3 separate regions of the Homo sapiens genome follow, and regions 2 and 3 are each linked to region 1. Evidence: chromatin loops called from intact Hi-C (ENCODE). Cell type or tissue: PC-3. All regions are shown on one strand.

Region 1 (8,000 bases):
ATTATAAGCACTCATATATGGTAGTTACTGTCATCCAAATTATTATAGTTCATATTATTAGCAATGGCTGGCTCCAGTGCTACCTTCTTTGAAATATTTTCACCAATTTTGCCAGTTAAAAGTAATTTCTCCTTTTCCTTTCCTTAGGGTTCTACAGCATATTGGACCCTGAGTTACTACTTATTTTATTCATCTTCTGTTATAAATAATTGCATTATTTTTATAATTGCATCTTCTGTTATAAACAATTTCGATAAACTGTGAACTGCTTGAGGGCAGAGATCATTTCTCATTTCCCTCTATTTAATATTAATTCACTCATTCACTCATTCATTCATGTAAAGAGCATATACTGAGCATCTGTGATATGCCAGACACTATGCTAGCCACGGAAAATATAGGGAACAATCATAATAAAACCATGGTCTAGTTCTCGCTATCATGTTTAGTGGTTGTAGGGTAAACACACCTGACAGCAACAATGTAAGCATACCCTTAGATTTATCCTGTATAGCATCGGTACCTGAATATGTGTTCCATGCTAGGGAATCCAGGAGTGGCCAGCCTGGAGATTTGTTGCTTATCTATGACAAACATCTGAACCACCAGCTCATCCCATTGAGCACAAGCCATACAGAGGATTGAGGAGTTGGTTTGGGGTTAAATGAAGGTTGCCAGTTGAAGATTGCTAGAGGGAGAGTGTTAAGCAAAAATGCTGTTTGCAGGCAGTTATGGTTTTCCTGCCCAGGACGTTGCCATTGGGTTATGTTGTCCAGACCACTGCCACTGGGCTGTAGGAAGGCAGATATGATGTTGTTCAGCCTGCTGCCACTGGACTGTATGTAAGGTGGATATGTTGTCCAGCCCACTGCCAATGGACTGTATGCAAGGCAGATATCTGGTCCAGCTCACTGCCATTGCACCATTTCTGTACATAAGGTGGTTTCCTGTCCAGCCACTGGGCTCTCTCCCCTGTATGTAAGCCCCTAATGAAACCTCATGTCTTGTTTGCTAGCTTTGGGTCTCTTCTTTGGCCTCTTCAACCTAGTGCCTTCCCTATTGAGGTTACTAGGAGCTTGGCACAACAGTTGTGGAGACAGATAAACAGCCTGACCAGCCTATGAAAGGAGTAGGAATAGGGGTCTATTAGAATAAACGTAAGGGATAATAAACTCAGACCATAAGAGTCAGTGAAAGTGTCCTAAAGGAAGTAGCATATAAACTTAATTCTGAGGGTCAAGTAGGAGACAGCTAGGATAGGGTGAAAGGGGCAAGGAAAATATTTCTGACAAAGGAAAGATCCAGAGGGAAAAGAAAGCAAGATGCATTCAAATAACTATGAAGTTTTATATCACTACAGGAAGAAATGTAAAGAGGAGAGGAGTGAGATGAGTTGAAGATGTAGGAAACACTGGATCATGCAAGACCTTGGAAGCCACGTTAAAAAGAATATGGGAAGTCACCAGAGGGTTTTAAGCAGGGGAGTGACATGATGGTCATCTAAACTAGAGTGGTGGAGAGGTAATGGGGGAAAGGACATTTTTGGAAGATCAGAATCAATACAAGTGAGTGATTGAGTCCTGTTGCTGTTGAGGATGGGGGAGTGAGAGGAGTCATAGATAGCTTAAGGCAGAAGTCCCCAAATCCCAGTTCTGTGTCCTGTTAGGAACTGGGATGCACAGCAGGAGGTGAGCGGCGGGCTAGAGAGCAAAGCTTCATCTGTATTTACAGCCCCTCCTCATCACTCACATTACCATCTGATCTCCACCTCCTGTCAGATCAACAGCAGCCTTAGATTCTCATAGGAGCGTGAACCCTATTGTGAACTGCACATGTGAAGGATCTAGGTTGTGGGCTCCTTATGAGAATCTAATGCCTGATGATCTGTTACTGCCTCCCATCACCCCCAGATGGGACTGTTTTAGTTGCAGGAAAACAAGCTCAGGGCTCCCACTAATTATTATGGTAAGTTGTATACTTATTTCATTACATGTTACAAAGTAATATTAATAGAAATAAAGTGCACAAAAAATGTAATGTGCTTGAAACATCCCAAAACCATCCCTCGCCCTGACCTAGTCTGTGGAAAAGTTGTCTTCCACAAAACTGGTCTCTGGTGCCAGAGAGGTTGGGGACTGCTGGCTTAAGGGTTTCTGGATCCAAGTAGATTGTCATGGGATTTTCATACCCGTGGAAGAAGGGTTGGTTTCGAATCTGGGGAAAGATAATGAGTCCTGTTTTAAAACACATTTCAGGTGCCTGAGATATCACAGTGGAGATATCAAGTGGGAAGTTGGAGGAAAGATTGGGAGTTCAAGAAAAAACAAAGTAGCAAAGCACAGATTTGAGTGTCTGCTGCAGAGAAATGATAATTGAAGCCACGAGAGGGGATCAGATCATACAAGAAGGCTGTGGAGAACGAGAAGAGAAGGCAGCCTAGGACGGAACCCTGAAGAATTCTAAGATTTGAACATTAGATAAGAATTGCTAACAAAACTGACTGGAAGGGTGTGGTGGAGGAGATAGAAGGGCACTCAGCAGAATGCTATGTCACAGTAGCCTATGGAAAATAGTGTTTCCAGATGAAGAGGATGGTCAGCAGTGTCATTAAAAAAACAGAACAGCATTTGCTGACCTTGACCAGAGAAGCTTCTGTAAAGTTGAGTGGGGCAGATGCCAATCTGTAAAGGATTGAGGAATTAGTGTGAAATGAGGGAGTGGAGGTAGCAAATATAGTAAATTCTTTTAAATAACTTTGTGAAAGAAAAGTCAGCAAACCTAGAGGGGACATGGGGTTAAGAAAGTTATTTTTTGTTTTATTTTAATATGGAAGAGACTTTACCAAAGCTGATGTGAAGGCAGTTCTCCTTCATAACACAGGCATGTAGTTAATACTATGTTTATAAAATGTTCTTTTGTTCATTCTCTCATGTCCTAGAAGCCTTGTGAGTTGGGTGGAAGAAGGACTGTTAACCAGTTTTTTAGTTGATGTTGTTAAATAGATGAGGAAAGTCAAGCACTAAAAAGAGAGACTTTGCCTGCACTCACCCAGTAGGTTAGTGCAGAGGCAAGACAAGTGTAGTGCCCAACACTGTCTGACACATAAGGAAGAGGAAGAGGAAGAGTTCAGGGTTTCTCAGAAAATGTCAGACTTTGAGCCAAGAACTTTCATATATCTCAGTATTTCTCTACCCAGGCTGCACATTACAATCACCTGCAAAGATTTAAAAAATATCAAAGATCTGACCCCACACTAAACCAATTAAATCAGTCTTACACTGGAAGTCCAAATTCCTCTGTAAAGCAGACTGATTCGTCCGTGAGGAAATCTCTATCGTGTTATTTTTCTGTTTTACTTATTTGTTATTTATTATTACCTGGAGTATGAAAAAGAAACATTTTAGCATGACATTCAAGACTTTGTACTAACCTCTTCAGCTTCATCTCTTCTAATCCTCACATTCCTGAAGATACTACCCATTCTCCCCACATTTCAGCCTCCATAAATCTTTTGTTGCATTTGGAACATGCTATGGCTTTTTGTACCACTATGCCTTGGTACATGCTGTTCACCTTTTCTGTTGCTGGTGAAGTCCTAGTCATCCTTCAAGGCCAGCTCAAATGCCACTGTCTTTGGGAAATTTTTGGTCTTCTTGACTATACAGGGACAGTTAATTACATAGTTATTTGTACTTTTGGAACATTGTCCCCACTCCTGTAGCACAGAAAAGTATTTTCCTATTTGTTTATATCTCCCATCTCCAGCCTGTGCTAGCTTTGAGCCCAGGGACTGTCTTGGTCACTGTGATATCACCAATATGTGGCATAATGCTTGGCACTTGTTAGTGCTCAATAAACACTAAAAAACGTGGTTCTCATAGTGTGTTCCCTTGGTCAGCGGAATCAGCATCACCTGGGAACTTGTTAGAAACGTAAGTTCTTAGGCTAATCCCAGATCTACTGAATTAAAAATACTGGGAGTGGGGTCTAGCTCTCCAGGTGATTCTGACGCATACTCAAGTTTGTGAACTGCTGTACTAAAGGATAGAAGGAATCAAAGAGGATTTCTCTGTGAGAAACAAGAGGGAAGGTCTCCCAGGGAAGGAAGCCTTTGGATTGGGCCTGATAGGGGTAAGATTTAGATACTAAGAAATAAAAGAAATAAAATAAAAAAAATTAAATTTTTCTCTCTGAAAGAGAAAAATGTAAGAACAAAGCAAGGAGATACAGAAGTATAGTGCATGGTCAGGCAATGCTGTTGGGCCTAGCTGCCTTGAGCCTAGAGAGAGTGGAAGAAAGTAAAGGAAGATCAGTTTGTTAATCAGCAGCTTCTCTCACTGGCCCATAAGTTCTTCCACAACAGGAACTGTGTTTGTTTTAGCCATATATCCTGATATCTGGCCCAGGGCAAGGGCTTAGTGAATGTTTGATGAATGATTGACTGAAGGCAGCTTGACTGAAGAAGAATGTCAGAGAAATAGACGTTCTGCGAGATCAGCCATATCATGCAACTGTTCCTGAAAAGGAAAGTACAGGGAAAATGGTTCCCCTGCAGTTAGAGCATAAACTTTCCCATCTGGCTCCATCTAGTGTCCTAATGGGCAGATTTCTGATCTAGGACATCTCTAGCCACAGAGGAAACATGCTCTACTCACTTTGTTATGCTGCAGGCACAGGGAGGAGAGGGAGGCGGGGCAACTGGGGTACTCAGGCCCTGTGCTTACTCCACAGCTTCAGATTGAAAACAACTTTAGGTCTGAGATTTCTTGATATTTCTAATTTGCTTATTTCAGTTAAATTTCCTGTAGTTCCGTTTTTTGTGTGTGTGTGACACACACACACACACACAGATACCTTTCTTGCATTTGATGTTTCCTTGTTCAAAAAAACCTGTGACTGATGAGAGACAAGCCTTGCTGATGCCAAATTCCAAAGGCTGTGCACTCAGAATCTTGAATTTCCATATCAGGGCATTTGTGACAGGTTTTGGTCATGTTCTGTAACCTCCACCAGGGGGTATCCCAGACTCTAGCAAAGTAGCATGAAGCCTAGGACTTGGGAAGGGGTCGTTTTTCTTTAAGGGTGATTAATAAATTATTGTCAATGCCTTTGATAAGGATTGAATGAGTGCTATTCTAAGGAAATAATCAGAGATGCAAAGAAAAGAGGTTGGTAAGAAATACAGTGACTGATATGTTGACTTGTAGAATTAGCAGCAATTTAAATTTAAATTCTATTTGTATAAATTTTCTATAATGAATGTTTATATTTAAAATATGAAATTACATTAAGAATTCAGCAGTAGCAGAAAAAGAAGGAAAATGTTAGGAGATGAAGAGAGGGATATTAGTCATTTTGGGGAGATGCAATCAAGTAGAAAATATGTAGTTCTAGTAGTTTGGGAAAACGTATTTTGCCAATATTACCCAGTATAATCCAGGACCTGTTCTTATTGCTGACCAAGAGGTCACATATTTGATGTTTTAATGAACTATTTTTTAAAGGATTAATTTATTTAAAATTATTATTTATAAAATACATTTATTTAAAAATAATTCCTACTTTTAAAATAATTAAATAAAATTAATTTGTACTTCGTTAGGCAATTTAGTTTTCAAGACCAAGATGCTACCTATGAGACAATAGATGTGTAGGCTGGTTGAAATGTTTAACCAGCTAAGCTGGAGGTAGAAAAAAAAATCACACATTTTTGATAATATTTATCCTTAATGAGCCCTCTATGAATACATCATTTACCTAGCAGCTGTACTATCCCAGATATTTTCACATAAATCTCACAAAACTCCCATGAACAAATCTTGACAGATATGCCACAATCCTTTTGCCTAAAAGAACACTGTCTCAAAACTGGCAGGTCAAGAAAGATTTGCTGGTACTTCTTAAGTGCCTCAAACTGACATTGTGCCTGTCCTCTCACAGATTTATATCAACAAATGTTCATAATGATATTTTGATATAGATGCTGTTAGCTTTGTTTTGTATATGAAAAAATTGGGGCTCAGAGAGGTGAAATGACTTCCCTAAGGTCATACAGCTAGTACACAAGTAGCAAAACCTGGTTGAAACAGATTTGTCCACTTGCAAACCCAGGTACTTCCTACTATATTCATCATTTTTATAGGGATCACCTCCAGGGGATGATTAAAAGGATAGAGGAAGAGAGGCAGTGACTGAAGCTCTCAGGAAGCACCACTGTGGCCCAGCTTCTGCTTTGCACTCCAGTGACCTTGAGGTTGAAAGGGACAAAGGAGCAGACTCCCCTGATGCTCCGTGATGAGTCAAGGGTAAAGGCAGCTCTCAGGGAAACAGCTGGCCTTTCTCCAGCAGCCAGGCCTGGGAGATAAACAGATCAATGCGGACACTCACCTCCACCTAATGAGCTAATGGCGCAGCCGGGGCACTGCCTTATTGGATTGCTGGTCGTGCTGACAAGCCTAGAGTTAAGCAGGTCCACTGCAGGGGTGGGGGCCTCATTATCCCCCAGCTCCTAGGGAGATCCAGTTCCTTCATATGAAAGCTAGGAATGCCTTGTTCCTTTATTTGTTTGTTCATTCGTTTGTTTGTGTGTGTTTGTTTTTACTCATTCTCCTATGACAATGTTGAGATTTGATAGGATGATGTCAGTGACCTTTCTGCTTTGTGGACCAAGTGTCACAGATGACGGAAACAACTGCCCTCCAAAGAGGCAGCCTGGTGTGTTGCTGCAATGGGCTGAATGTTTGTGTTCCTCCGAAATTTATGTTGAAATCCTAACCTCCAATGTGATGGCATTATGAAGCAGGGCCTTTGGGAGGTAATTAGGTCATCAGGGTAGAGCACTCACAAGTGGGATTAGTGCCCTTATAAAGGGACCCCAGAGAGCTAGCTAGCCATGTTGGGATACAACAAGAAGATGGCAGTCTGTGACCTGGAATAGGCCTCTCACCGAAACCTGACCATGCTGGCATTGTGATCTTGGACTTTCAGCCCCCAGAACTGTGAGAAATTGTTGTTTAGATGTCACCCAGTCTATGGTACTTCCATAGTAGCCTGGACTAAGACAGTTGCTAGGAGCCCTCACCTGGGCGTCAGCACAGCTGTATACCAATTTCATAGTGACTCATTGTGGACTTGAGGTACCTCTCTGCATCTCTCTTGAGTGGCCAGGAAAAGCTGCCTAGGGTTGGGTTCTGGGTCAGGTATCTCCCCAAGTCCCCTTCTCTGAATATTCAGATCTCTGAAGGCAGACCTGCTGTTTGCTGCACATGTACAAAAAGATCAAGGAGCTGAGCAGTCTCCATAATAGAAGGAAGCCAGGTAGGCCACTGGACTCACTCCAAGTCTGGAGAAAATAAACTGTAGTCACAGAGGCATTCTTTGAGCCTATTTTAAAATAGGAGCTTTATATTTGTTCTTTTCTAAGAAGTCTTCAGAGGGATTTTGGTCTAAAAGTGTCTGTAGGGATGAACTATCTCAGTGGTTTACAAATTCTTTAAGCTATGGAACTCTCTGTACAGAAAAAATTACATTCAAAGCCCATAGCATAAAATAGATGCAGTTGGCTGGGATGTTGTTAAGGCTCCATGGACCACAATTTGAAAATCACTAATCTATTTCAGGTCTTACATTTACCTGCTGCTGGTGAAGCTTTGACCAAACTTGGTCTCCTGGTCCATAGTCCAGTGCTCTTTCTCATATACACATTGCCTGATTTATGCACTCTGAATTTATTCCCCATCCAAGCAATATTAACTGAGATTCTACTATGTTGAATCTATTAAGGGAATCACCAGCAACACATCATTCAAGTCTACAAAGAGCTCACAGACCACCAATGCACAGGTCAAAGAAAGAAAGTCAGACACCTACAAATGGGTTAGATCAGGGTTTCTCAACACCAGCAGTACTGACAATGTGGATCGGGTAACTCCTCACTATGGGAGGCTGTCTTATGCATTGTAGGATGTTTAGCAGCATGCATGGCTCTTACCCACTAGATG
Region 2 (8,000 bases), 720 kb after region 1:
GGCACTAAATAGTGCAGTAGGCAAAAATGACAAGATGAGACATCAATATGTCTCAGTAAAACATTCTGAGTGTGCCTACTCCCATTTATCCAATCACATGCACCTTTACCCCAGACCTCTTTGTTTCTAATCTTTCCCCTTTCAGGCTCCTGATGAATTGTCCTGGCCATTGGTCACCGCCTGGGAATCTATGTACATTCTTACCTCAGGCTATGTTTTATTTCATACAAAGTAGATATAGCCAGGCATACCACTTATAGTCCCTGGCTGATAGGATGATTTCTTTTCTCTCATTTTTTTGTTAACCACCCTGCATATGGCTATAATGCAGGTACCATATATTTTTTGCTTTCAGCAACATACTGAACTGACCTATCCATAAACCAAGCCCAGGGCTATTGCTCCTCCTTCACCTGGTCATATAGGATAAGATCATAAGGCAATAGGTGAAAGCTAGATTAGGGGAGCTGATGCAACTGTGTTGGATTAAACAGAACTTCAGTTTACCTGCTGAGGCAGTTACTTATGACCTCTGATCCACTTTAACTCAATCCCAGATATACCATTTCCATAAGGCAGTTACTTATGACCTCTGATCCGCTTTAACTCAATCCCAGATATCCAATCGCAGATAAGCTGGTGCTGGGCCTGTCCAATTTTATGACTTTGTAGGTCTAACAAAACCCAGCTCATAATTAAGAGTTCCAGATGCATGGTCACTTGATACCTGTTTGCATAGCGTTCCATCTTTATCAGGGTCCAGTGACATGCCAGGAGCTGTTTCTCAAAAGGCACATAATTCTCTACTGTGAATGGTATATTCTTGGTCTAAAATCTCTGTGGCCTATGTAGTGATTCTCCTTTTGCAGCTCACCGTAAACTCCACATTATATCTTTTCCCAAAACTACACCTCCAATAACATAGAGTCTTCCAAATTACATAGCACAAGGGACAGAGGAACTTTTCACACAACCTGGACCTGCCACAGGTCCCAATAAAAGCTGGAAATCTTATGTATAACCAAGCATATATGCCAGAGCATATATGTATGGAATGGAATGTGTTACCTCCAGAACTGAATGAGGCCTGCCAGATCTTATGCTTTCTTCTTTGTAATAAAAAAGATGCAGCTATTTGTCTTTTACTTTGAAGGGCATGCCTCTGACCACTGCACCTCTAAAGTCTACATGAAGAGGATGGGGTTCCTAAATCTTCAAAAGGTTTATCTCCTACCCTGTGGTGTACTGTGTCTTATAAAGGCCTCCAGGATGAGCAATCGACTCCTTCCTATCCTATCCAATCAGCATGATGTCACTGAAGTAATGGATCAATATCATGTTCTGTTCAATGTATTCCAGATGTCTTTGGACTATATTGTGACAGAAGGCAGGAGACTTAACATAGTCTTGGGTTGAAACCAAAAGTAAATATGCATACTGTTTTCTATCCAATGTAAAAGCAAATTGTTACTGACCCTCTTCTCTCAAATATAAATAGAAAAGAATATGTGTGACAAAGAAATGGCTGCCTGCTATGTTCCCGAGGCCTTCTTAATCTTCTCTAACAATGATACCCTGTTAGACTCAGCAGCTGCATTTGGAAAAATGATTTTATTGAGTTTGTCATAGTTTTTAATTTTATGGATTCATCTGGTTTATTCAAGGGCCAAATTGGAGAATAAAATGGCAATATGGTAGAGACCACCACCCTGCATCCTTTTAAAAAGGGGTCATCAAAATACAACCTGCAAGTCAAATCCAACAAGCTGCCTGATTTTATAAATCAAGCATTATTGGAACACAGCCATTTCCATTCATTTACATATTGTCTATAGGAACTTTCAAAATACAATGGCAGAGTTGAATAGCTGTGACGGAGATAGCATGGCCACAGGCCTAAAATATTTACTATCTGGTCCTTTACAGAAAAAGTTTTGTGACTTCTGCTTTAGAAATTTAGTGGTGTCACTAACCTAAACCATTCCCCCAACATGGCAGGATATGATTTTATTTTTTATTTAAACTGGCTTGGGAAATGGCCCCATTGAAGAGCTCCACTTGGTCTTCCTTCCTCACTATGATAGCTCTTACGCCTTGGGCCAAGGACTTAATGTAAAGGTTACTTCAATAGCCAAGTATATTGATCTCAATTATACACTTGAGGACTGGGTAAATGGCCACTGGGTTGTTCATGGACCCAGCAGACACACTGTGAGCCAGACTCCATTTATTATTGGCCCCCAGAAACCTCCGCTCTAACAGAGGCTCCACGATGATATTTCGGGTCATTGAATATAATCTCAATTTTGATGCTTTGTCAATAGTACTTGAACTGTCTCATTATTCCCTGTTCCTCAGTGTACAGTCATCCAAATACATGGTCATCAGTCCCTTTGGAAGAGGACTAGGGGAATCATTAACAAATGTATCTGCTATAGTATTACGGGGTCCTCCCTCCAAGAAACATGGCCACCTCTTCTATTAATGGTTTTCAGAAAACTGACTCAGGTCCAGGAACTGAGAAAAGATAGTGACTTTTGGGGGGAAATCAACCATTCTCCATTCTTGCCTCTTTCTTATTGTGGATTTAATCAGCACCCTTATTTGCATCCATCTGGTTTGTCGATAGGGACATTGCACTCTATTAGACATCTCCACAAGTCCCTGAAAGTCAAGCCCCCTTTGATGGTCCTCAGACCTTGCCTACAATTAAAATAACTATGGCCTTCTGGCTCCTGGTTGTTAAACACCTCCAGCTGGTCTATATTACTTCAGAGCATCATTATCATAAACAGTATTGAGTCCAGCTCTTTCACTACCTCTCCTATCACCTGTGGTCTGCAAAGGTGATCAATAATTAAACTCTCAGTGATATGGGCACTCCATGGCCATCAGGAATACACAGTGTATGGGACCGTCTTGGTCTACAATCTCTGTGGCCTGTGTAGTGATCATGAATACATTTTATATTTCTGATAGCCTTGGAGTATAGCATGTTCTGTGTGCCCTCTTGTGGCACATAGTCTTCTGGTAAGTCTTCTGGTGTCACTTAATGTGTCCTGTCCAACAGGCCTATTTTCCTCAGCCTTGTTATTCTTCCTTTATCGTGTGTCAGGGTACTCAGGCATTTCACTCAGCATGAGATATCACTTTCTTCAGGCTTTTAAGAGCTACCCTAGCAGTACTTGGTGTGATTGCCTAGGTGTGAAAATCCTGTATCATAAGAAAGTACACCCAAGTAAATTAATTCTTGCATATCCAGTCTTACTTTCTAGCCTGTTTAATCAATCACCCTCGAAACCCAATCTCCTGGCTCCTGGCAGATAGGCTAATTAATTGTTATAGCACCTTTAGTATATAACCTCTGTGCTTCCTTATCAAACATCCAATTCTAGCTAGGTGCCCTTTTGAAGAGCTACTCCAGTAGCTCCTTAGAAGTTTAATGATGGATCACCTTTGCAGGCCACAGATGATGATAGGAGAGGTAGTCAAAGAGTTGGACTCAGTATTATTTGTAGTAGTAGTATTTTAATCGTTAAATAGCTAACCATTTAAACCTAGTTATAACCTGGTAGAGGGACAAGAGGTGAGAGTAGCAATAGTTTTAGCCTGGTGGCTGGACAAGAGTTGAGAGAGTAGCTCCTCAAAGGGGCACCTGTTGCCTTGCAGAGAAACAGCCTCTGCAGTATATTCCAGCACCAAGGTAGTGCCAGTTCTTACAAGAGATGGGTGGACTAACTCCCAAAGCTGTGCATGTTCAGAGGGATCTGCAGAGCCCAAAACTCTAAGGTGTCCATCCAAATGTCCCTGTCCCATATTTAGGATACTGGGTTTTCTCATGAGGTCTCTGATCTTAGTGTAATAGACCTACTTTGTACGGGCATTTAAACATTTCTAAACCTGTGCCTTTCTAACAAGTCCTGAATCTGCTTCTCCTCTGAATCCACTCTTCTACTGCAGGAGAATGGACCTCTTTGTAAACTACCAAAGTGTCTCACTGGATCTCACACTTCTCCCTTAATTGCTTTTTGATTGACCTCAGTTTCTCATTATTCTTCTGAAGGGCATCAACAGAATTTAGCAATAATTAGCTAACTCCACAGTCCTTGTAGACATGTTTTTCTCCTATCTTTAAAATGCCCAAATCATTGTACCTACAAGACAATCCTCTCCACTTGCACATTTTCTCAGTTTCATCATTGATGAAATCCTCATTTGTGTGGCCACCTTGTGCCAGGAAATATTTGTGTCCCACATAAAACCCAGGATGATATCATTACTGTGACTGAACCATTTCCAGAACCCAAAACCCATTCTCACTACCTGTTGGGAGAAATGCCTGTGAAAGACTAAGGGAAAGGAAGCAGGGATGACCTTCAGACCACAAAGCACCATATCTGAAAATGGATGGAGGAAGAAAGAAGAACTGAATGTGAAGAATCTCATACTGCAACATGGTTCTAAGAGAGTTACATCAAATCAATAGGAAGTCCTGTAGCCAAAGTTGGCCATCAGAAAAGTCCTTGCAAGCAGACTCCTAGTACTCCTACTATGCCTAGTCATTGGCTGGAAGCAACCTACAGGATGTATGGCCTCAGGACGAATGTGGTAGTGGATCCAGGGGAGCAGAATTCTGGCTATTAGTCAACTATGCTCCCCACAGTCATGAAAATATATCTGAGTGACACATTTTTATGGCTGCCACATATGTGCAGCACTTAGAACTCTGAGATGTTCTGACATGATTCACAACATCAAGGAACTAAGAGTGTAGTAGAGAAAATGAACCTAAATAGAAAACAAGGGACAAACTTAAATTTAGGGTTGAGAGAGTTTGCTGGGTCATATTAAGATTTAATATTCCAGAGGGAGTCTGGGAATATGGTGACATAAAAACATGGAAACCCTTTTATTCTAATTTCCTTGCTATGTTAACCCAATTATTATGGGAAGGGGGAACCTTTCTCACCACTACCTCTGAAAAATAGAGGGATTTCACATGTATACCTCAGGTTTTGGAATTCTACCAAGATTTTACAAGTGAAAAGGAATGAAAACTAGTTAACAAGACCAGTATTATCCAGAGGAATAATTATATGTCAACAGATTCCCTCTGGTCCATGTGGAAAAATTTTGTCTTAGAAGCTCATCTGTCCTCCTATGAGAAGATTCTGTATTTGGAAGCTCATCTGCCTTTTCACATGGTCTGGGGAAACCCTTAGCTGCCCACAGAATCACTCAGACATCATCTTTAGCTCTCCCTACACAAAGGAGATACTCCTATTTCCTTCATTTTGCTAGTAAAACCATTCAATCAGGCTGCATGCACACAGGCTGTCTGGCTTCTGCCACTGGTCCACATAAACACAGAATTGCCTTTGTCATAGTAAGAAAAAACACTCACCATTACATCCTCTATGGGTGAGCAAACAGGAAGCACTTCCCTTTCTAGGCCACTAATATTTGCTCATCATTGGCCACACTAGAACAGTGTGCCTAGGCGGGCTGATCACGAGATCAAGAGATAGAGACCATCCTGGCCAACATAGTAAAACCCCGTCTCTACTAAAAATATAAAAATTAGCCAGGCATGGTGGCGCGTGCCTGTAGTCCCAGCTACTCGGGAGGCTGAGGCAGGAGAATTGCTTGAACCTGGGAGGCAGAGGTTGCAGTGAGCTGAGATTGCACCACTGCACTCCAGCCTGGTGACAGAGCAAGACTCCATCTCAAAAAATAAATAAGTAAATAAAAATAAAAATAAAAAAATAAAAAATCCAGAAATGAAATACCAAAAACAGATCTACACTAGCCCAGAGAGAAAATACATTAGCCAACACCATTGATAAACCTAGATCAGTGACTCTTAAGGTACAGACCCTGGGCCATCAGCATCAGATACATTTTGGAACTTATTTTATATTCATACATGATTTTTAAATTGATATCCACATCCTTCATTAGCCTGCAAAAGCCAACAAAGCAGGACTTATGTCTATTTAACAATTTAGCACAGACTGACATATTGGAGGGGCTCAAGGAAGATTTGTTAAAATATGAATACTAGAATAACAACAGCAAAACTTTCCAGAAAGACTCAAATTAGATATATAACAAAGATATAATACAGTAAAGAAATAATAAGAGGTAAGTAGAGAAATGATAAACTAATCATTAAATGTGTGTGCCTGTAAGTAATCCCAAGTATTTGGGAAGCTGAGGTTGGAGGATTACTTGAACCCAGAAGTTTGAGGCTGCAGAGAGCTATGATGGCACCACTGTAATCTAGCCTGGGGGACAGAGTGAGACTGTCTCAAAAAATTAAATAAACAAATAAATAAAGCAGATAAAATGTTGCCTTTTAGAAATAGTTATTTCTTCATGATCACACTATAAATTAAAATCAAAGACAAATATTACTTTAAATACATGTATATTTAAATATTTCATAGCATAAGTAAATTAAAAATTATATAGTAGTATATATTACAAAATACATATTATATAATATAGTTACATATAGTTAAATAATTTATGAAATATATTATTGTAATATATAATATATGTAAATATTACATATTTTATATATATTTTAATAAAATTATTAAAATAATTTTTTTTCATAATATTTTAAGTCAATTTATTCAAAATATTATTTCAACATACTATCAATAATTTAAAATTATTTTTGAGATATTTACATTATTTTCTTAAAATCTAGTGTGCATTTTTAAAAATTATACTTTAAGATCCAGGATACATGTGCAGAACCTGCAGGTTTGTTACATAGGTATACAGGCGCCATGGTGGTTTGCTGCACCTATCAAACCATCATCTACATTAGATATTTCTCCTAATGCTATCTCTCCACTAGCCCCCCAACCCTGAGGGGCCCCAGTGTGTGATGTTCCCCTCCCTGTGTCCATGTGTTCTCACTGTTCAACTCCCACTTAAAAGTGAGAACATGCAGTGTTTGCTTTTCTGTTACTGTGTTAGTTTGCTGAGAATGATGGTTTCCAGCTTCATCCATGTCCCTGCAAAGGAAATGAACCCATCCTTTTTTATGGCTGCATAGTATTCCATAGTCTATATATGCCACATCTTCTTTATCCAGTCTATCATGGATGGGCATTTGGGTTGATTCCAAGTCTTTGCTACTGTGAACAGTGTCGCAATAAACATATGTGTGCATGTGTCTTTATGGTAGAATGATTTATAATCCTTTGGGTATATACCCAGTAATGGGATTGCTGGGTCAAATGGTATTTCTGGTTCTAGATCCTTGAGGAATTGCCACACTGTCTTCCACAATGGTTGAACTAATTTACACTCCCAACAACAGTGTAAAAGTGTTCCTATTTCTCCACATCCTCTCTAGCATCTGTTGTTTCCTGACTTTTTAATGATTGCCATTCTAACCGGCATGAGATGGCAAATTTCTATCTCCAAGTGGTTCTAGTAAGATAAATTTCTATATCCATGTGGTTCTAGTAAGTTAAGGCAGTCCAATGTTCCTACTGCGAAAAAATGAGAAGAGGCTACTTAAATTACATAGACAATACTGTTGAGGCATCAGAGAGATGCAAACGTAGAGAGAATTTGATGGTCTAAAATTCCAAAGAGGCAACTTTCTCAGGTGAACTGATGATTGCCAATCTTTTTTCTTCCTTTGAGGGTATCTTATGATTCTGGATTCAGGCTAAAGATCAGGCTTAGCCCAAGAAGAAGGCCCCTGAAAGAAAATCAGCAAAGCTTTGAGCAGTAATCAAAGGCTTGAATGACAAAATGGAAAACTGAAAGGCCTCAAACACAAAGCTCATTTTCCCTACGTGGCATTTGCTGAGTTCTAAAGCTGCATGTCTCTCTTTTAATTCATACTTCATATCATACACAAAAGTTAATTCCAGATAGACTTCAGATATAAATATGAAAGATAAAATGAGAGATCTTTTAGAGAAAAACAAAGGCAAGCATTCTCATGAGCTTAGAGTAAACATATATCT
Region 3 (8,000 bases), 340 kb before region 1:
TGACTGATCTAGAATCAATGACCAGAAGATAGGGCTTTAGGCTAGCTTGGCTCCAGGCCACAGTGGAACTCAGGTCTGCCTTTCTCCCTGTTCATCCTGGGGTAGAGCTGAAGTGGCAGTGGCTCCCGTGACATGCTCTTCCCGTGGAGGATCACTGGAGTGGCAAGTGCCAGCCCAAACCACACAGGCACATGGAAGGCCTCCATCTGAGTTAGTTCCATTAGTGTCCCTTTGGCCAAAGCAAGTCACCTAGGTATGCCCAACATTAGTGGGGCTAGGAAGAATACTCCAACCACAGCCCTTCCCTGTACTTGAAGCTCCAGACAATTCCAGCTCCTGAAAACAGCATGTTGTGTCATGTCTCTGGGCATTGGCCTAGAATGTCCATTTCATTCTGTGAGTTTCAGCTCACGGGCTCCTCCTCTATGAAGTCATCCCTGTCTAAGGCAGAGTTATGTACTTTCTCCCTAATGTCCCCTCTCTACCTTATGTGTCCTTTCAGGGTACTCTTATTAATAGTAATGTTTGGATGTCCGTTTCTCCATAAGATGGCACTTTTGGAATGCAACAGCCTTTCCTGACTCATTACTGGGTCCTCAGCCACCTTGTATGGGGCCTGGCACAGAAGGAATGCTCAGAAACTTTTTGTTAAACAAATGAGTGAATAATTGAATAAATGAATGGCCAGTGTCTGGTCCTTTTGATTTCAATGTGCTCACCAGCCTCTTTACCTGGACCCACCAGTCTCTGTGTATGCTTTGACCCTGGGCCCATTAGGGTACAGCTCAAAACCCTATGTCTAGGTTATAACAGACCTAAGTCACACTGAATAGAGTCGAAGGTCCTTGACCCATCATCCATACTTGTGGTTGCAGTTTGAGTTCATAGAATGTCTGATCAGGGAAGAATATAGAGACTTCTTCATTCAACTGCACCTTAAGGGAAGAAGCAATGTCTTACTCATCTTCGATTGCCAATGCCCAGCACAGGGCATGTGACAGAGTAGGTGCTTGGTAAATATCTGTTTTGTGTTTTTCACTCTCACACTTTCACAGGTAGAAAAGTGAAAACCCAGAGCGGGAAAATGGAGTTACTGAGTTACACAGGCTGTTTCTGGTAGTCTGGATTCCAGCCTGGTTTCCCTGATTTCCAGGAGCCCAGAACCTAATGGACTGTTTCTAAGGCCTTATTTCTTGACACAGACCTAAGGTTACATGAAGTAGGTCCTTACTAACTTCTTCCAAATCCTTCTTAGAACAAATTGATGGGTCACTGGTGGGTCTAAACATGGATAAGGTCATGTTGCTTTAAAGCCATGAAGTCAAAAAGCAGTGTACTGTGGTAGCAAAAGAGCAGGCTTTGGAGGAGGCCGACAGACCTGGGTTTGCGAATCAGGAGAAATACTTGCTATGTGACCTTGGACAAATCCCCTAATTACCTTGAGCATCAATCTGCCCCGCAACCCTCCGCCATCACCAAATGGGACCATAATGCCACTCTTTTGGGGTTGTAGTAAAGATTCATGCTAATATGTGCCATTTACCTAGAACATCTTAATCTCAGGTGGTCAATCACTTACAATGAAGTTGTGTTTTCAAATTGTACTTCAAATCTGGCCTGCCGCACTTGCCATCACCTTTGGAGATTGTTTGCCCTTACAAAGACTTCCAGTCTAGATGCCCTGCCATCCTGGTAGTTTAATATTCACTGTGCTGCTGCTCACTGTGGAACAGCCACTGACCATAAAGTTTGACATTTTGAAGATGAAAGTTCTTTGAATTAGTCATGCACATGTGAAGTCATTGTTCCTTCTTGTCCTGCTCTGGAATCTAAAAATGACTTTCAACAGAGCCCAGTAACTTTCCCTCAACAATCACCTTCCGGTGAAGAGGTATGGAGGAGTTTAGGCCAGGTAGAAACTCTCAGTCACTCAGAAGAAAACCAAAGCAGAGTGAAGGCAATGTGCACCACATTTGGAGAGAGGGGTCTGTCCCGCCACAGCTTCGCAGTCTGCTGCCTCTTTGAGGAGCAGTAGGGGCTGGAGGGCTGTGAGAGGTGGGACAGGGCAGGTGAAATCTCACAGGCAGTCTGGATGTGAGGACAGGAGGAAGAACAGTGCTGTGGAATCCTGGGGCTTTGGGTTCAGAGCTTGGCTATGCCTCATACAAGTTTGGTGACTCCAGGTAAGTTAATATCGTGGGTTAACGTTTTTTTTTTACTTGTAAGATATAGTGACTGCTTCATAACGCTGCCATGAGAATTAAAGAAGCCATAAAGCACTTAGCACAGTATCTGGCACATAGTAGGCAAACAGTAAATCTGTCTCTTCTCTCGAGAGATTCCCAGCTTTCTAAAACTCAGGCGCCTTCCTCATGCTGTAAATGTTGTGCATTCCCAGAATCCCAGACATCCACTCGCACATACTATCACTAAAGTGCTTAGCCAAGGGGATGTGTGCTTGAGATTTTCCAGTCTGCCTTAGTGCGTATAAGTAGGGGTCGACTACAGTCACACTTTCTTATGAGGGAACTCAAAAGAAGAATCCTCTTTTGCTTTAAAACTGGTCATCTGGCTTCGTGTGCCTCTGTAGTGGTGCAGACAGTTCTCCATCCAGGCAATCAGATGGCCTCCCAACCACCTGGTCAGCAGATCCCTGACTTATTGGGATCCCCATGAAGCGAGCACACAGAATTGTAAGGCGTAATAATAGATATCATCCCTTACCAGGAGCCAGTCACGGTGTTAGGTACTGACATGCATTAGCTCATTTAATTCTCACCACAACCCTGAAAAGTTTGTACCATTACTTGTATTCAACAGATAAGATATATGAAGTTCAGAGCAGTGAAGTAACTTGCCCAAAGTCACACAGGGCCTGGAAGTGGCAAAACTAGGATCTGAAACCAGACATGTATGATTTCTGAGTCTGAGTTCCCAACCACTGAGCCACATCAGCTCAAATCCCCGCATTCCTGGCCTTTGCCTGACCCTGCACCACTTAGTTGTCCTGGCTTTCTCCATAGCTGGGCTGAAAGATGTGATAGTCTCAGAGGATGGTGTGAAGGATGCACTTTACTCACATTTGCCTTGGTGTAGTGTCTAGCTAGACTTCAGACAGCTGCGTGCTTGCACTGTGTTTTGGGACTGTGCCCTTGGCATTCATCAGGGGACACTATGAGAGGCATCCTCATGACACTCATGTTGGCATCTGCTGAAGGAATGCTCTTGAAGCCAGAGGCCACTGCCTCCTACTGGGCCCCCACATGGATTCCCAGGTGAGATGTTTCTTTAAGAGCTCAGGGCTAGGAAATGCCTTTCATTGCTTTATTGTGGCAGGTGCTTTTGTTATAATTTACCACAAGTGATAAATAAATGAGCAAGCAAATTAAAATAACTGGCCCATGGACACATCCACCAGGATGTCATGTGGGCCTCGGGAGATTACTTTCTCACCACAAACCTTTCCTGTAGGACACACTGGGAACAGAGACTCCTCTGGGCATGCTGACAACCTCTGGTTGTCCCTTAACTCAGTTCACAGTTAATTCAGCCCCTCATCAGACACTCAAACAAGAAGCTACTCTGTCCTCTCTTGGGGAGGCAGAAGTGACAGACAGTGAACCCCAAAAACAGTTCCTTCAAGGTGAAGGTCAAGTCCCCAATTTATGAAAAGCTCAATAGGTATTACACTATTTGAATCTGAATCTGAACTATGGTATGAGGAATGGGGAAAGTGAAGGAGGGAGAGAGGGAAGGAAGAATTGGAAAAGAACAAAAGAAGGAGGCAGCAGAGTGGGGCTGAAAGGGATATGAGGAAGGACAGGGACTACCGAGCCCCTGCCCAGGTCAGAGGCCACTGTAAAAGGCACTGACACAGGTCCCCTCATTCAATCCTCAACATCAGTTAAGGTGTCAGAGCACAAAGCATTGCTCAAGGTCATCGAAGTGGAGAATACTTAATTCTCCACTTAAGAGAGGACAGAGTGGCTTCTTGTTTGAGTTTCTGATACTAAATATGTATTTAGTGCAATGCATTTCCACTATTCGCCTTGAGAGAGGGAGCTAAGGCGGAAGAAAAAGAGAAAAAAAAGTGGAAGAGGTGGGAGGAAAGAAGGGAGGTTGGGTGGGGGGAGAAGATAAAAAGTGGAGAAGGTAAGAGAGGGTGTAATAAAGTTATGTGCAAATTGTGTGTGTGTGTGAGTGTGTGTGAGTGTGTGTGTGGGAGAGAGAGAGTCAAATAGAAAGACAAAAAGACAAAAATGAAAACAAAACGGGGAATGAAAGAGGAAAGAGAGATGACCTATCAGGGAAGAGGAATGCTATGCAGAGAGAGACCTGGGAGAACTGAAGGGGGGGTGCGTCTCCTGTCTCCAGCCCCACAAAGATAGCTCAAGCCCTCCAGAGCATAGGTCTTAGCCCTGACAAAGGACCAGGCTGCCTTCCAATCCTCGATGTGGAAGGGAGCCTCTCACAGCAGCCATGCACCCTGGGGGCCAGGAGAGGGCACTTCAACCTCAGGCAACTGCAACAAAGCCGCAGCTTGTGGTCCCCCAAAGACAAGTGGCAGAGGGAAGGAGCTGGAGAGAGTCCAGACTGTTGCTCAGTTCAGTGGGTTACCAGCCCTGTGGCCAGTATCCTTCTGATGGAGCTAGGTTCTGATGCACATCCCTACTAACACAGGCTGGGAATTAAACTGACTTGGGTCCTCTGTGGCTGCCTCTACACCGGCCCAGCGCCTCCTCTAGGCCCTGCCCCTGCCCCTTCCCTATTCTAGATCTTTCTGTCCAATAGAGCAACATGCTTCCAACTTCTCCCCAGCCCCCTCCTGCTCTTCCCCTTCACCAGGAATCATCCCTTCTTTGAGTCCAGGGTGAAACGGTTTTCAAAATCATTTCTCGCTTACTATGCCATTTGATCTGCCCGGATATTTACAAGGTAGGTGCAGTAGGGAGAGTGGGAAACTGGCACAGATGAAGTGTCAGCTGTCTACATTCACATTAAAAAATTAAAATCACTGGACTTTCCAGTTCTTAAATTCCATGATGAGAACCCAAGTGTCTTAACTCTTTATCATAACATATTTCCTCAACACCAGACTAAGGAGGGCTAATATATGCTGTTTCTAGCAGAGCATCAAATACCAAATCCCAGTCACAGACTGAACCCTGGCTTTAGTCACAGATCTTGACTGTAGACTGAGTCCTGAGACTAATCCTAAATGAATTTGTCCTGGTAAAATTTCCAAACTATGCACGTGAGGACAGAGATTTCTATTGGGGTATCAGAGTACTCTGAACACACCTTTAAGAAAGCTGTTATTTAAGAATCTGAAGAACCTCTTAGGAATCTTAAGAACCCTTCATGGAAGTTTCCATGAAACCTATAATCCAAACAGATTTCATCTCTTCTGATAACCTAGGAATTTATTATTCAGATTTCATCCAACTGGGTACTTGGCTAGTAATAATAATAATAAGAGCATCGTTTATTGAGTGCTTATTATGTTCCAGGTAATCTATTAGGCACCTGAGAATTTGTTTTGCTTCCATCTACTCAAAACAACACTGTGAGGTAAATATAATAATCATTGTTACAGATGGACAAACTGAGGCTCAGAGAGATTAGGTCACTTGCCTAAGTTCACACAACTGGTAAATAGCAGAACCGAGATTTGAACCCAGGTCAGCCTGGCTCCAAAGACTATGCTTGCTTCATTCTATTATTAACGATGGCATCTGTTATATCTCAGCTATTAGCTTCTCAATCATATGGCTGATTTCTTCAAAGAAAGTGTCTTTTAGTGGAGCAATCAGAGGATTTAATATCAGAAGAAACAAGTTCAAGCTTCTGTGAGGATATTGCCCCACCACCTATGCACTGTTCCACCTGGACAGGCTTCCTCTTAATCCAATTCTGAGTTTCTGTACTTCTAGAGGCTGAGACTGGTCCTGGCTTAGGATACGAACACAGAGACAAAATGCACCTCCTTCTCTGACCCTTGAATTCCTTGTTTGTAAAATAGAGATAATAATACTCATCTCTACGGATTGCTGTGGGGATCAAATGAAATGATGGTTCCGAATACACTTTATACACTGATGAATGCTGTTTATTTCTGGATGGCTTACCCAGGTCTTGGCATTCTGCAGGAGCTTCATAAATACCATAAAAATATGTATATTTTTTTCTTTTCTTTTCTTTTTTTTTTTTTTGAACTGACATCCAAGCATCCTTTACCTCCTCTCTCTCCTCTCCACTGACTCATGGCCAAAACTGCATGGATTGAGAGCAGTGGTCCTGACCTCCTCCTCCCTCTAAGTTCCAACTTGCATCCCTCCCAGCCACAACTCCCACCTCCTGTCTCTTGAGACATATCAACAAGCCAAGCACGGCCACAACCCCAGCTAAAGGCCCTTGTCTCAGACAGAGTTGGCAGCTGCCTCCTCTTATTGGCAGCACATTTATCATCTTAAGGAAAATATTGATGGATAAGAAATCCCAGACAGGCAGCATGTCTTGGCTGGGCATGCAGCCTGAAGTGAGGTATGAGATGCTAGTTTTAGCGTCTTTCTGAAAGAAAGGGAGAGTTTGTGCTCCTGTAGAGAATGGCCCTGTGGCCCCAGGGGTCACAGCAAATCCTAAGATGACCATGTCCTACACGTAGTCGATGTTCAATAAATGTTATATCTAAATTAAATAAACCCTTTGAATGAGCCTGAAGGATGGAGGCCCTTTGTCCAAACCCTTCATTTTACAAATGGGATCTCGGGCAGGGTAGTGATTTGCTCGAGATCACAGCAAGTCAGCAGCAGAGACTGGATTAATAAAGTATGTGGCTCATGAATCTCACATCAAAATACTGTCCAATACCCAGTATTCCACTAGGAGATATCCCAAACTTCTGGCCAGACAGTATGATCTGACAAACTGGATCTGGGCTCCCGAGGGGAATCAGGAGGAAGGAGATCCTTAGATTTACTTTCAGAGCCGATCTCCCAGGAACACATCCTTTTAAAGATGAAAAGAGTTAGAAGGGCAGGCGGGTGTTACTTGGTGAGGTGCTGTGGCATTTACTTACGATATGTTCACCTATCTCCAACTGACCCCATTCAACTCATCCTGCCCGCTGCTGCCACAGTGACCTCCAGGCAGCACTGGTGTGGTTGTGGGTCACTGGTGCTTCACTAGCTGGTTCCCATAGCCTTCTCCGGCCTCATTGCCTCTCACTCCCTAACTCACACCCAAGGCCCAGACATGTCCACAGGAGGAAAGCAGCTCTCTGGACTGGGCACAACTAGTCTCTCTGCCTGCAGAGCACTTTGCTCCCTTCTCATCCTTCTAGACTTGGTAAAAGTGATGGTGCTTCCTTCCTGCACCTCCTCCCACCCCTTGATCCCCTCAAGGTTAGGTTAGATGCTTCTTTTCTCCATGTCCTGTGTTCCCATCTGTCACAACTGTCCTGCAGTCACTCTCCTGCCCATCTCCTCCACCACCTGGGAACCTCACCATGCATAGGCTACAGCCACTCAGTTCTGCATCCCCAGAAACCAGCATAGGGCCTGGTACAGCATAGGTGCTCAGTGAGTGTAGCCTTGGATTCCAGACCCTCCCTGTCCTTATCTTCCCCACAAAAGTTCAGAATGGAGCTATCTCCCACTGGCTCTTGTTCTAGCCTCTAGAGCCACAGAGAACAGATCTACTCCCTCTGCTTCATGAGAGCTCTTTAGAGCAGGGGTCCTCAAGCCCCTGGCCATGGATTGGTACTGTGGCCTGTTAGGAATCAGGCTGCACCGCAGGAGGTGAGTGGCAGGTGATGGATCATTATGACCTGAGCTCCTCCTCCTGTCAGAACAGCACTGGCATTAGATTCTCATAGGAATGCAAACCCTATTGTGAACTATGCATATGAGGGATGTAGGTTGTGCACTTCTTTTAAGAATATAACTGATGCCTGATGATCTGAGGTGGAACAGTTTCATCCTGAAACCATCTCCCCTCCT

The links. A loop is a pair of places that touch in the nucleus more often than their neighbours do. Peaks named below come from ENCODE experiments on the same cell type or tissue, not always from the same donor. Only the 100,000 strongest peaks of a DNase experiment are listed, where the experiment ranks them.
Region 2: a loop joins it to region 1, with 4 times the contacts of the local background. A loop is called at or near these places in 3 of 110 quality-filtered maps.
Region 3: a loop joins it to region 1, with 7 times the contacts of the local background. A loop is called at or near these places in 8 of 110 quality-filtered maps.

The regions. Positions count from the first base shown.
Region 1 is chr1:48,911,718-48,919,717 of GRCh38, forward strand. The region is part of intron 5 of AGBL4 (AGBL carboxypeptidase 4); the gene reads right to left. Among named protein-coding and RNA genes, the nearest start is that of BEND5, 140 kb to the left of the region's middle. In PC-3, a CTCF peak has its summit at 4,974 (motif pointing right); DNase peaks (open chromatin) are centred at 4,604 and 4,984; H3K27ac peaks cover 428 bases.
Region 2 is chr1:49,627,345-49,635,344 of GRCh38, forward strand. The region is part of intron 3 of AGBL4 (AGBL carboxypeptidase 4); the gene reads right to left. Among named protein-coding and RNA genes, the nearest start is that of AGBL4-IT1, 160 kb to the left of the region's middle. In PC-3, a CTCF peak has its summit at 3,015 (motif pointing left); no DNase peak of the experiment used is centred here.
Region 3 is chr1:48,568,340-48,576,339 of GRCh38, forward strand. The region is part of intron 11 of AGBL4 (AGBL carboxypeptidase 4); the gene reads right to left. Among named protein-coding and RNA genes, the nearest start is that of SPATA6, 100 kb to the left of the region's middle. In PC-3, a CTCF peak has its summit at 4,498 (motif pointing right); a DNase peak (open chromatin) is centred at 4,502; H3K27me3 peaks cover 1,668 bases.